Regions from separate parts of the Homo sapiens genome. Here region 1 is linked to region 2. Evidence: chromatin contacts called from ENCODE Hi-C or POLR2A ChIA-PET data. All regions are on one chromosome and are shown on one strand. The core of a region is the stretch at or near the end of the contact, and the rest is flanking DNA. Distances in the headings are between cores, read along the strand shown.

Region 1 (3,935 bases), core at 1,415-3,914, 2.8 Mb before region 2:
CTTCATTACAATTAGTTGTTCATACCTGTATTTCTTCCACTAGACAGTAGGTTTCTCAAGAGCAGCAATCACATCTTACTTTTTACCTGGCCTGATGTCTAGCACAAGGGAGATATTTCATACTCATGAAATGAACACTTGAATGACAGAGCTATTTTTTCATAAGTCTCAATTTGTAAATTATTTTAGAAATAAGTTCTCAAGAAGTCATGACTGGTTTTGTTGCTAGAAACCTTTATGATAAACTTTGTGTAAGCATCAAGTTACTTTAAAATTATGAGAAGTCACGTTATTAGTTTGAAAAGGATAGTAAGGAAAAAAAAGGAGCTAATAGCCAGAGTCTAGTCAATTACCAAGTGGAAAAAATGCCACTAAAGTCTCTCTCTGTTATTTTGGTGAGCAGATTAACTGCTTTCTAGTACTGGTGGTTGTGACGCTAGGTAAAAGGGGAAATGTAGGGCAGTTGCTATGCGTTGCCCAATGCAAGATCAATATTCTTTAAGTGGTATCCAGCCCTGTGATTTCAAAATGGATGTGTGCTTAATTCACTCCAACATGTGAATGTGTCTTATACCTTTCATCCAAGAGGCTGTAAGGCTAGAGGCATGCCAACCCTGTGTCTGTGCCTGTCTGTGAGGGGCACATGTGTGAATCAGGTCAGAGATGGCCACAGACACATAAGCTCACTGCTCTCCAACACAGGTTTCTTCTCTATCACAGAAGGGAAACTAACACACCTAGCTTCTCAACTACTTTAAGAGATTGGCGAAAGCATTTATTGTTCAGGCTTATTAGCTACAGATAATCAGGATCATCAATTTTGAGAGGAGGAAGACAACCCAGAGATCATTCAGTGTGGCGGCTCTCAAATGTTTTAGCCATGAACACCTTTTTCCATAAGAATGCATATTGAAGACCAATATGTACAACAAAGGTCAGAGAAGGAATCTTTACCAACCTTTCGGGAACCATGAAGGAGATTCATGAAATCTCTAATGTCCATCACAGTATAATGTTAAAAACCTCTGATCTCATACCCATTAGGATGGCTATTACTAAGAAAAAAAAACAAAAAAACAAAAAGAACACAACTATTGCCTCATGCATGACAGTCTTAACACCACCACAAGGCCAGTAGCTCCCTACATCTGCCTCTCAACTCCAGCCCTTCTCTTGGCCTCACCTTCTCCCCAACTTCACCTATTAACTAAGCCTAAAAATCAGCCGGGCGCGGTAGCTCACACTTGCAATCCCAGGACTTTGGGAGGCTAAGGCGGGCAGATCATGAGGTCGGGAGTTAGAGACCAGCCTGACCAACATGGTGAAACCCTGTCTCTACTAAAAATACAAAAATTAGCCAGGCATGGTGGTGCACGCCTGCAATGCCAGCTCCTCAGGAGGCTGAGGCAGAAGAATTGCTTGAACCTGGGAGGTGGACACTGCAGTGAGCCAAGATCACGCCTCTGCACTCTAGCCTGGGTGATAGAGAGAGACTCTGTCTCAAAACAAAACAAAACAATCATTTCCAGTTAGTAAGCCTACTCCCCAAGATCCTCTCAGCCCTAAGCTAGATGTCCCCCATATGCCCTGTAACATCCCTGCATCTGTGTACCACAGCACCTACCAAACTGTGTTATAGTAATCTGAACTCCTCTACTGTAGGCTCCTGACCAAATGTCATTCATCTTTGTACACTGAGAACCTAGACCCTGCCTGGCTGTGGCTGGCCCTCAGGGAATGTTGACTGAATAAAGACATTTGTTGGTAAAGTCAAGATGAGACCTGGTGGCTCTTTCCACTGCTGTAGCTGATGGCCTCTCCTGATAACGTAACCTCTTATTTAGAAAATAACTACAGAGAAACAAGTACAATTCATTCTCCTGAGTAATTCAGTAACACCCAAGTTACCGCCAACTTTCTGGGATGGAGAAGGCAGTGGAGAAATGAACTGCAAAAAAAGAAAGGCCTTCTTCTTCTCCTTTCATAGACATCTGTTATTTTTACAACAAATGAGGAGGACTCTTCCTGGCAGTTTGAGTGACCACAATTTAAATCAATCCATTGAGAACTCATGTTTTATATTACAGTGACCTACATGCTGGTAAGACCTTGAGGACAAGCAGTCTGCAATGGAAAAAAAAATATTTGAAGGCTATGTCCTCAGCTCCATGACTTTTCTAGGCCTGGTGGAAGGCAGGCTCAGCCAGAGAGGAAATATTTTTAGACACGGCTGCTTCAGAGTTGTAAAAATAGGCTAAGTGACTAGCACATTTGTCAAAGCCCCAGAGCACTCTGACCACAGGACCAAGTAAACATGCCAAGCAGAAGCACACTGGATTTATTTATCTTTGTAAATGTATCAAGAAGATTTGAAGCAGCTTTCTCCGAAGCACAACTTGAGTGGTGAGTCTATGAGACCTACATCAACTGGTCTGGTGACTGGTCTCCCTCCCATCTCCTCCCTCAACAGTTCCACTGGATGTCCCATGTGCCTAGACATTACAAGGAGGGCCACCGTTTTCATCCTCTCTCTGGAAAATCCCAAAGTTATGCAAACTATCTACCACACATGATTTCTGACTTTCTTCAGATCCCCAGAATAAGTAGACTGAGTCAGAGCTCCCTGAGGCCAACTGTGCTTCAGAGGCTGCAGCGCCTTAACAGCAAGGCCTGCCTTTTACGGTTGTCATGGTTTGATCCAGAGAGGAAAAAAGTCATACATCAGTTGCATCTCTCAGGGCTGGCATTTCTGGGTTTATGATTGTCTCTGGTTGTGTAATGTCTTGAACTCTGCCATCAGCACAAGTTGTCTTCCCTGACTTCAACAATTAGCAAAAGCTGTTCTGTTGAGGATGTCAACCACCACCACCACAACCAGCTGGTTTGTTCTTTTTTTTTTTTTTTTTGAGAAGGAGTCTTGCTCTGTTGGCCAGGCTGCAGTGTAGTGGTGTGATCTTGGCTCACTGCATCCTCCGCCTCCTGGGTTCAAGCAATTCTTCCACCTCAGTCTCCTGAATAGCTGGGACTGCAGGCATGTGTCACCATGCTCAGCTAATTTTTGTATTTTTAGTAGAGACAGGGTTTAACTTTGTTGGCCAGGCTAGTCTCGAACTCCTGACTTCAAGTGATCTGCTCGCCTCAGCCTCCCAAAGTGATGGGATTACAGGCGTAAGCCACCATGCCTGGACTGGTTTTTTTCTTCAAACAGTTAAATTAATTGGACAGACTCCTTTATTAGACTTCGAATTTTACATTTCAAAAAGTATTTCTAAAAGGCAAAGAAAGTGTGCGCCCATTTTTAGACTAGAATTGTGTTACATAGTTTTTTTTTAATTCAGTAAGTGTGTAGGTTTCATAATAACCCAGATAACCTCTCCCAGACTTCTCACCTCCCACAAATTCTGAAAAGGTAAAGGGATAACCAGACATGTCAACAGCATCGTTATATTTAAGAATCCCTGGAAGATGTTGCTATGATGGACACTTTCCGGGTAGAGGAGAGTTATAAATCCAAATGCCTCTCCAGGAAGACTAATATGACAATGTTTGCCATGATGAGTGGGTTTTTTCTTTTAGTTTTTGCTGAAAGGACCAATTAAGAGGCTCCCATGACAATTCAGGTTAACACACCTGGTCTAGGAACTGCAAAGGAGAGGGCAGAGGAAAGAGCTCTCCCATGACCAAAAAGTTACAGAGCCTTTTCTGGTATGGAGACACTGATTGTGATCCCATCTTCAGAGTACATGTGGCTGGAAGAACAACTGCAGCAACAGGAGGGGCAAGCTCTCTGGAAAAAGCTGGAGGGGAAATAATGAATTAGATCTTGGCAGGTGAGTTTGAGTCTACCATGGGCAGAAGGATGGCAGCACAGCACCCTGATGTAGACGACCAGCAGGTAGACTAACTTTGAGTCCAGAGCCAAGGAGACGTCAACC
Region 2 (3,384 bases), core at 237-2,736:
TACAAGAATTCACCTTTCTACTCATCTGCTCTAATTATTCCCCAATATTTTCAGGATAGCATGCAATAATCTTTAGCTTGACTTTAGGATTTTACTAAATTTGGCCTTACCCTGCTTTCCCATCTTCTCTCTATTTGCCAACATGAACTTTATACAAGGTCGCCTTTTTCCTGCTTCCCACTTGCCCTCTGCCTGGCCCATTCCTGCCCTAAAGGCCAACATTCTTATTTCACTCCATTTCATGCTGTTTCCCCTCCACTTCTCTCCACTGGGATGTCATTCTTTGTTATCGATCCCAATTCTTCCTGTCCTTCAGGATCCAGGCCATGCCCTGTCACCTTCCTTTGTGAAGCCTCCTCTGTTATAGTCCAGATGGACCTTGCTATTCAACTTCCAAAGTTCTTGTCCATATCACTTACTTAAGTGTATGTGTAAATATTTACTGATGTATAAGATACTGTGATTCTTTTTAAATCACTCTGCATAAAACCTTTTACTACTCCAGGTCTTTTGGCTGTTCTCCACTACCTGCAATTCCTTCAGATAACTTCATGGCTTGTTTTTATATCTTTATCAGATTTTTATTTAAGACATAATCTTCTCTTGAAGCTGCCTTACTTGACTACTATATCTTCAATTACTACCTAACCCTGCCACTCAATTTCCTTTTTCTGCTTTACATTTTTAAAACTTAGCACTTCTTGGTATTTACTATATTATACATTTTATTTTGTATGTGTCTGTCTCTTACTCTAATGGATTCTAAGCTCAACAAGGGAAGAGATTTTTGCCTCTTACTCATTAATGCCACTCTAGTTCCTAGAAGAGTGCCTGGTATTTGGCAGGTGCTCAAGAAATATTTTTGAATGAATTCATATTTCAAAAACTAAAAGCAACATTAATAAAAGTGGTTAATAATAAAACAAATACCAATATAAAATTGAGAACTTACTATATGTTGGGCAATGTACAGGTAATGCATAAAATAATCCTGTTATTATCTATTATTACCTACTTTCTTCTTTGCCATTTAAAGCAGGGCTTACAGAGGTTAAATAATTTTCCCAAGAACACATTCCTAATAAATGTACTAAAAATAAACTCTAGGCTTATTTGCTATTGAAAATATGTCAAGGGCTGAGCTTATCCAACTGTAAAAAATTAAATGCAAAACAAGATTTTTGAGGAGATATGAGGGAAGAACTCCTCAGAGAGCTACCTGTAAAACCTTTTCCCTCAATGGCTAATATTTTAATTTGTTGTCTTCGTTTTTTTTTTAAGTTATCTTATAATTTTCCATAAACTTCTGCACTTTATTCCTTACCCAGGCTTAACGTTCAAGAAGAGAAAATCTTCTGACTAATGTTATGACTTCATTAAGGAGGAAAATTCCATCTTAAAAATGCGCTCTCAGTTCTCATGTAAAAGACAAGAGCAGAATGAGTAGTCACAGTTCTCACAGAGTGAGGTAAAGCAATCATCAAGGGAGGAGGGGAAAAGTAAAGAATGCTTTATTCATAATTACCTAAGATTTTCCAGCATGAGAGGGGAAAGAGGAAGTCTATTTTCAGTGACAATGATTACTCTAAAAATATTAACATGCAAGGGGAAAATTTTCATTCTGAGAGTTACTACTATACTGAGTTCTCTTTCCCTCACAGAGTGACTTAAAATTCCCAAGGTAGAGAGGTAATCTAGACAGATGCGCTTGCCCTGTGTCTTGAAAATGGCAACATCCAGGAATCATGGGAGTTCAACTGAGGACACACTGGAAAGGATTTCTCAGCACCAGAACAGTCTCTGAGAAGTATCAAGTGGCAGAGTGGATACTTATATCCTCAGGTGTCTGCAGTAAGGCAGAGATTAGAGCTATACAGGCTTATTAGAAGATTTGTTATGCTGAATGCATAAACAAGATTTAGTGAAACTGAAGCTGAATTACCTACTAAAAGGATTATAGACAAAAAAAAAGCCTAATTCTTCCTTTTTTCTATCTAATCCAGAGTCTCTCCTGCAATGTCTCTATAATTTTAACTGTCTTATATAGTTCAGGCAAAATTATATATTGTAGAATTCATTCTCATCTTCATCTTAAACATTTTAGACAAAAATATATTAGTTCCCTACTTCTATACATGCATATATGAGAAAATGGTCTGACAACCCTTAGGTTGGGACACTCAGCAGGTCATGGCATTCAGAGCAAATTGATTTTTATTAAGATAATTATAAGAACATGATTAAAAAAGTATTTTGTATCTCCCTCTTTCTTTTGTATTTTCAGAAAATCATATGAACTGGGCCTGGGGGCATGCACCTGTAATCCCAGCTCCTTAAGAGGCTAAGGCAGGATGATGGCTTGAACCCAGGAGTTTCAGAGCAGCCTGGGCAACATAGCCAGACTCTGTCTCTATCCATTAAAAACAAACCGTATGTAAAATCACATAGCTGCTCCTGAGATCTGCCATTCCATAATTTAGTTCTCTGCTAGTTCTATGGCACCAAATTGTCACAAGACTGACTAGCCAGGTGCAGGAGGTACTCACTTTTCAGATCAGCAAGTAACCACAAATACCATTTATTTGGTCCTTAACAAGATTGAGACGAAGTGGCTACAAGTGAAGCAAAATGGAGGCGATAAATACTCTAACAACTGGTTATAGATATCACATTTTCTTATGTTTATAGTTACATTTGAATAATCCTTACCTCTTTTTAAAAACTCCATAGACATTGAGAATTGATAAAAATCTATCTTTCTCCAGAAAAATACAGCTATACATAAGTCAGTACACAACTTTAGTAAATTCACAAATCTTAACAATCTAATCCATGTGTCCTAAGCATAGACAATAAAGAAAAGTATTTGAGAGGGTGCAGGGTAACTTGAAGTTGAAGTTTGGGAGAGAGATTACCATTACATTAGGAATAAATTCATACTTGACAAACAAGTGTCAACTGTCTCCACTGTCTTACCAGCAGCTCAGTCCCTTACTGCTCTTCCTGGATCATGTCCTATTGGCTGCTGCTGAGCCCATCTCCTGCTTCCAAGCGTTGTAACTCAACAGGAGCAAAGGCAAGTAAACAATCTTGAGAGGGTGTGCTGCTGAATGTTTGCCAGCCTAGAGAAGACAGAGTTTGAACATTTTTAAGTTAGCAAAAAGGAACAGGGTATATACACCTGATATAAAGAGTTTAAAAGGTTTTGGATACCTATAATTGGATATTTCCATTACAGTGTGGCTGTTAAAAAACTTAGAGAATCTTTCTCAAAGCAATGACACTCTCAAATGTACCATAATAACAATTCTAATATCTGTAGAACACTTTGCCATGCCCAAAGCATCTTTAGTCTTCACATCTTCACCGCAATAATCAATGAGG

Evidence for each region. A loop is a pair of places that touch in the nucleus more often than their neighbours do. ChIA-PET counts read pairs that join two places held with the same protein, here RNA polymerase II (POLR2A).
Region 1: a loop to region 2 is called in a map of ascending aorta, with 9 times the contacts of the local background. The contact joins two enhancer-like sites. A Hi-C loop is called at or near these places in 1 of 168 maps with a recorded cell type or tissue (ascending aorta). POLR2A ChIA-PET finds 5 or more read pairs at or near these places in 1 of 52 experiments (activated naive CD4-positive, alpha-beta T cell).

What each region holds. Positions count from the first base shown.
Region 1 is chr4:107,995,865-107,999,799 of GRCh38, reverse strand. The region is part of intron 1 of HADH (hydroxyacyl-CoA dehydrogenase); the gene reads right to left. Among named protein-coding and RNA genes, the nearest start is that of HADH, 7.9 kb to the right of the region's middle. Within about 2 kb of position 2,664, at least 8 of the 41 ENCODE cell types and tissues checked have a DNase peak (open chromatin) inside an H3K27ac peak, as active enhancers do.
Region 2 is chr4:105,190,098-105,193,481 of GRCh38, reverse strand. TET2 (tet methylcytosine dioxygenase 2) reads right to left here. Exons shown (of 11, transcript NM_001127208.3): 2 at 2,977-3,122. The region is part of intron 2 of TET2-AS1 (TET2 antisense RNA 1); the gene reads left to right. Among named protein-coding and RNA genes, the nearest start is that of TET2, 45 kb to the right of the region's middle. Within about 2 kb of position 1,486, at least 4 of the 41 ENCODE cell types and tissues checked have a DNase peak (open chromatin) inside an H3K27ac peak, as active enhancers do.